2 separate regions of the Homo sapiens genome follow, and region 1 is linked to region 2. A link is a contact called in ENCODE Hi-C or POLR2A ChIA-PET data. All regions are on one chromosome and are shown on one strand. The core of a region is the stretch at or near the end of the contact, and the rest is flanking DNA. Distances in the headings are between cores, read along the strand shown. Region 1 has its middle 6.3 kb from the start of MIR4472-2. Region 2 has its middle 20 kb from the start of LINC02457.

Region 1 (3,065 bases), core at 22-2,521, 61 kb after region 2:
ACAGAAGCATTCACTGTTAGTGAATTTACATGTATGGACTCAGCTGATCCCCACAGGAGTCTAAGAGGTTGATGCTATTTATTATTATTATTATTATTATTATTATTATTATTATTAAGACAGAGTCTCACTCTGTTGCCCAGGCTGGAGTGCAGTAGTGCAATCTTGGCTCACTGCAACCTCTGCTTCCCGGGTTCTAAGCGATTGTCCTGCCTCAGGCTCCCAAGTAACTGGGATTACCGGTGCGTGCCACCACACCTGGCTAATTTTGTATTTATAGTAGAGATGGGGTTTCACCATGTTGGCCAGGCTAGTCTCGAACCCCTGATCTCAGGTGATCCATCTGCCTCAGCCTCCCAAAGTGCTGGGATTATGGGCGTGAGCCACTGCATCTGGCCAGTGGATGCTATTATTATACCTGTTACCAGGTAGGGAAACCAGGCATATGTTACATTGGGTAATTTAACCTTAGTCATTCAGAGGTGAGGCGTGGATTTGAACCTAAATCCTCCCACAGCTGGGAGGGCCCTCGTGCTACCCCTGGCTCCGAGTCAGTGTTCACTAAATGCAGATGGAATTGCAGAATTGGTTTTGTTTTAGGCCGGGCACAGTGGCTCACGCCTGTAATCCCAGCACTTTGGGAGGCCGAGGCGGGCGGATCAGGAGGTCAGGAGATCGAGACCATCCTGGCTAACATAGTGAAACCCTGTCTCTCCTAAAACTACAAAAAAATTAGCTGGGCGTGTTGGCAGGCACCTGTAGTCCCAGCTACTCGGGAGGCTGAGGCAGGAGAATGGCGTGAACCCGGGAGGTGGAGTTTGCAGTGAGCCAAGATCGCGCTACTGCACTCCAGTGTGGGTGACAGAGCGATACTCCGTCTCAAAAAAAAAACCAAAAAAAAAAAAAAAACAGAATTGGTTTTGTTTCTTTTTACAAATCTACTTTATGCCGGGCACTTTCCTATCGCTTCATTCGCGATAGGAATGTTTATTTTTTTCCATTTTACACATGTGTGTTTTTTTTTTCCATTTTACACATGGGGGTATTTGTTTTTGTGTGTTTGTTTTTTTCCATTTTACACATGGGGGTATTAAGCTCCGCCCTAGGAGAAGCCTTTAGACCAATGCTGCCCAGCCTGGAAGTGGTGAATCGGAGACTGCCCTCCTGACTCGCTTGGATTCCAAACCCCTGGCTCTTTCCAGCCCAGCCCACGCCCCTCCGGAAGCTCTGCCCAGAAACGTGCATGGTTGGCATTGCTGAGCTTGCGAGTCCTGCATGGCCCAAATCCCATGAAAGCTGCCTGCACTGCATTAGAAGTGCAGCAAGGATGGAAGTGAGAGGTAAAATGTACATTTCAGCACAAAAGCTTGGAGAGACTTCATGATGCCCCTAGGGCCGTAGGGATCCTCTCCTCTCTCCCTGCCCCAGGCAGACAAAATAGCTAAACCACCCAGGAAGTGTCCTGACAGAAGATCTGCTCACCCATCATCTCTGTTATCCTGTGCTCTGTGGCCTCTGAACAGGAACCCCCAAAATTCAGATGAGCAAGGAAGGCAAAGGTGTCACTGAGGGCTTGGCAAAGTGCTTGCAGGGATGTCCCGAGAAGGCTTTTTCCTGACAGCCTCCTCAGAAGAATATGTGTGGATTCTTATTGCGAAACCCCCAAAGCTCAGCCCCGCCTTCAGAGACTCCGGGAATGAGCTGTGGGTGGAGGGGTGAGTTTAGCGGTGGCAGCTGATCCTTTCCAGATGCCGGGCTCCAGGCCTTGCGGGCAGCCAGGCTGGTCAGTGGCTCCTTGTCACATGCGTGCCACCAGAGGCAGAGGGACAGGGGAAAGGGGCAAGAGTCTGCTCTGAGCCAGGGACTTCCAGGAAGAGCCTGAATAGTCCTGCCCCAGGCGGCTGGTTCTTTCCTCTTAGTGAGCAGCCATGCACACATGATGATTTGCTTTCCTTTTTTTTTTTAATTAACTTCTTACTTTATGCATTTATTTATTTATTTTTCAGACAGGGTCTTGCTCTGTCGCCCAGGCTGGCACCCAGTGGTGTGATCTCTGCTCACCGCAGCCTTGAATTCCTGAGCTCAAGTCATCCTCCTACCTCAGCCTCCCAAGTAGCTGGGACTATAGGCGCACGCCACCGCAGCCAGATAATTTTTTTTACTTTTTAGTAGAGATGGGGGTCTCGCTATGTTTCCCAGGCTAGTCACAAACCCCTGGCCTTAAGCGATCCTCCCATTTTGGCCTCCCAAAGCACTGGGATTACAAGTGTAAGCCGCTGTGCCCAACCCAATTTACTTTTTATTGAAATATAATTTCAGACTTAGGAAAAAGTTGCAAGAACAATACAAAGAATTCCCATGTACCTGTCACCCAGATTTCCCAAATGTTACCACATTACCACTTTGCTGTATCCTTCCCCCACCCCCCACCCCTGTCTCTGTAGATACAGCTATAAAGAGGAGAAAAATGCTTGTTTTCTCAGACATCACACCTCTGTGAAATACTTCACTCTGAATTTCCTAAAAACAAGCAACATTGTCTTACAAAACCACAATACAATGATCAAACGTAGGGAATGAACACTGACACAGCGTTATTGTCTCATCTGAAAACTTTCTCCAGGTCTCCCCATTTGTACTGATGATGTCCTTTGTCACCAAAGGAAGCTCCAGATGTCATATGGCATTTCGTTGTCCTCTCTTTTGCTTTCTTTAGTCTGAAGCAGTTCCTGTGTCTTTTTATATCTTTCATAACACTGACATTTTTCAAGAGCACACGTCAGAGATTTTATTGAACATCCCTCAATTTGGGTTTATCAGCTGTTTCTTCATGGTTAGATTCAGGTTACGCACTTTCATTCACAGTGCATCCTATCAGCTGGCACATACTGCCAATTTGCCTCATTCTGGGGATGCTAACTTTGATCACCAGGTTGAGACTGTATTCTTTTAAGCTAAACACAAAACAAAACAAAACAAAAACAGAGAAGCGGCTGGGAGCAGTGGCTCACGCCTGTAATCCCAGCACTTTGGGAGGCTGAGGCGGGTGGATCACGAGGTCAGGA
Region 2 (2,939 bases), core at 254-2,753:
GATGGCAAGCCCCATGAAAGTAGGAACTATGGATCCATAGCATTTAGTATGGAATACAGTGCCATTCATCTAAATATAAGATAAGCCACATAGGTAGTTTATTTATTTTTAATTAAAAAAATTTTTTTTGAGACAAGACTCTCACTCTGTTGTCCAGGCTGGAGTGCAGTGGCGCAATCTTGGCTCACTGCAACCTCTGCCTCCTGTGTTCTAGTGATTCTTATGCCTCAGCCTCCAGAGTAGCCGGGATTGCAGGCACACACTACCAGGCCTGGTTAATTTTTGTATTGTTGGTAGAGATGGGGTTTTGCCATGTTGGCCAGGCCAGTCTCAAACTCCTGACCTCAAGAGATCTGCCCGCCTTGGCCTCCCAAAGTGCTAGTAGTTACAGGCATAATAATTTACAATTTTTTAAACAGCCACCTTAAAAAACAGAAAGAAACAGAAACAGAAAGGTACAGGCATGTGGTACCTCATGCCTGTAACCCCAGTGCTTTGGGAGGCTGAGGCGGGAGGATCGCTTGAGCCTACGAGTTCAAGGTTGCAGTGAGCTATGATCTCAACACCCCAGCCTGGGTGACACCCTGTCTCTTTAAAATAAAAAAAAAAAGTCAAAAGAAACAGATAAAACTAATTTACTAATTTTAGTAATATATTTTATTTAATCCAATATATCCAAAAACATTTTCATTTCCACGTGTGATCAATACAAAAATGTGAATGTGGTAGTTTACATTATTTTTTGCTCATACTAAGTCTTCAAAATCCAGTGTATATTTTATATTACAGCACATCTCAATTTGGGTCTAAATTTTCATTGGAAATATTTGATCTTTTTTTTTTTTTTTTCTGAGACAAGAATCTTGCCCTGTTGCCCAGGCTGGAGTGCAATAGCGCAATCTCGGCTCACTACAACCTCCGCCTCCTGGGTTCAAGCAATTCTTCTGCCTCAGCCTCCCAAGTAGCTGGGATTACAGGCATAAGCCACCGTGCCCGGCTGGAAATACTTGATCTTATTAGGTTTTATAAAATTTACAAGGAGGCTAAGTTATTCCAAACAGATGTCAAAGTTTTCCAACAGTTAAATGAATCAGTTTTTTAGTTTTAAATTTAAATTAAATAAAGTTGAATAAAATAAAAAATACAATTCCTCAGGCACATCAACTGTGTTTCAACTGTTCAACAGCCTATGTGGCAAGTGGCTACCACATTGGACTGCAAAGACAGAAGTGCTGCTATTTATGGAATGAATGAATGGATAAACCCCAGTTTCACCAAATACCAATTATATAGCTTGAGCCTTGGGGTGGTTTTAAATACCCACAAATTCTTTGCTACTCCTTTCTTCAAAAGAAGGAGCCTAACTCCTCTTCTCTTGAGCATGGGCCAGGCTTAATGACTCACTTCTAAGTAAAGGAATGTGGCTAGGTGACACTGTGTGACTTCCAAGGCAGGGTCACCCAGTGCCTTGTGGCTTCCTCCTTGGAGTCTTTTGGATCACTCATTCTGGGAGAAGCCAGCTGCCAGGGAATGCGGAGCCTTCGACAGCCCTGTGGGAATGTCCCTGTGGAGGAACTGAGGCCTCCAGCCAACAGCCATGTGAGTGCTTTAAGCCACTATATTTTTAGGTAGTTTGTTCTGCAGCAATAGGTGATTAAGTCAAGCCTTATCCATAAAATGGGGTGAAAAACCCTAAAAGGCTTTTGTGAGGTTGAGAGATCATATATATAGATCACTTAGCAGAGCTCCTGGCACACTAAATAATCAATGGCCACTATTACTATGCCCCCTTCTTTTCTTTTCTTTCTTTATTTTTTGAGATAGGGTCTTGCTCTGTCACACAGGCTGGAGTGCAGTGGTGCAAACATAGCTCACTGCAGCCTCAACCTCCCAGGCTCAAGTGATCCACCCACCTCAGCATCCTGAGTAGCTGGGACCACAGATGCACGCCACCACACCCAGCTAATTTTAAAATCTTTTGTAGAGACGGGGTCTTGCTATGTTGCCCAGGCTGGTCTTGAACCCCTGGGTTCAAGCAATCCACCTGTCTCGGCCTCCCAAAGTGCTGGGATTACAGGCATGAGCCACTGCAACCTCTCATTCATTCATTCATCAATTCACCCATTCATCTTAATGCTGACCAAGAGATACGTTGTATGCATCTCATTTGACTTAGGGAAAACAAAGTTAGAAATATAAATTTTATTTTCCAGGCTTCTCCTTTGTCTTCAGTTGTGCTAATCGCATTGGCTTATGGAGACCTACTCATCTATGTGTAGGTTCTAACTGGGACTGCTCTTTTCATCAAAACTTCCTGAATTAGTGGATGCATGAACTAGCAGGTCAATGGTTATTCATTGTGATGAACACGGTGATAAGCCACCTGGATCCGCCTTCAAGGAAGGACTTAGAGTTCAGCTGCTGGGAAGGTGGCTCACAGATGGCATACAGCTGTCAGCCCCCCTCAGGAATTGCCTCTGCTGTCTGCAGCCAGCTCGCACAGGCTGTACCCTTCCCAGTTCAGCCTGTATCCAGTGACTGACCCCTACAGGAATATAAAGACCTGGCCAATTTGGCCCATGGCAGGGACAACTCTGACAGGTCATCTATGCCCATGGGGCTGGCCAAGGTCTTGTGCCCACATCACAGTTCAACTTCTTAAAAATGGAAGAAGAAATATTACGGGGACGATTTGCACAAGCTAAAAATGCCACAAGCAAGAAATCACTTTTATTTTATTTTATTTTTCAACTCAACTTCATCTCCCTCATCTCACTGATGCCCAGTCCTGCTACCGCCTCCTCCTCCTTCTCCTGCTCCTCCTCCTCCTCCTTCTCTTCCTCCCTTTCACAATGTTGATCCCTTGGACCTCAAAGTCTGTCTCAGCTTCTGCTCCAGAGAACCTACCTACCCTAAAACACTGATTGAAAGGAGGCCTC

Evidence for each region. Hi-C counts contacts between places; a loop is a spot of excess contacts on that map. ChIA-PET counts read pairs that join two places held with the same protein, here RNA polymerase II (POLR2A). Pooled maps may share reads with other maps.
Region 1: a map of PC-9 shows a loop between it and region 2 (5-fold over the local background). The contact joins two enhancer-like sites. A Hi-C loop is called at or near these places in 7 of 168 maps with a recorded cell type or tissue (CD14-positive monocyte, Caco-2, Calu3 and 4 more) and 5 of 50 pooled maps. POLR2A ChIA-PET finds 5 or more read pairs at or near these places in 14 of 52 experiments (A673, BJ, H1 and 9 more).

What each region holds. Positions count from the first base shown.
Region 1 is chr12:116,433,042-116,436,106 of GRCh38, reverse strand. No RefSeq gene overlaps it. Among named protein-coding and RNA genes, the nearest start is that of MIR4472-2, 6.3 kb to the right of the region's middle. Within about 2 kb of position 1,271, at least 23 of the 41 ENCODE cell types and tissues checked have a DNase peak (open chromatin) inside an H3K27ac peak, as active enhancers do; they include HCT116 and PC-9, where a contact is called at or near this core.
Region 2 is chr12:116,493,980-116,496,918 of GRCh38, reverse strand. No RefSeq gene overlaps it. Among named protein-coding and RNA genes, the nearest start is that of LINC02457, 20 kb to the left of the region's middle. RefSeq lists an enhancer at 1-123. Within about 2 kb of position 1,503, at least 5 of the 41 ENCODE cell types and tissues checked have a DNase peak (open chromatin) inside an H3K27ac peak, as active enhancers do; they include HCT116 and PC-9, where a contact is called at or near this core.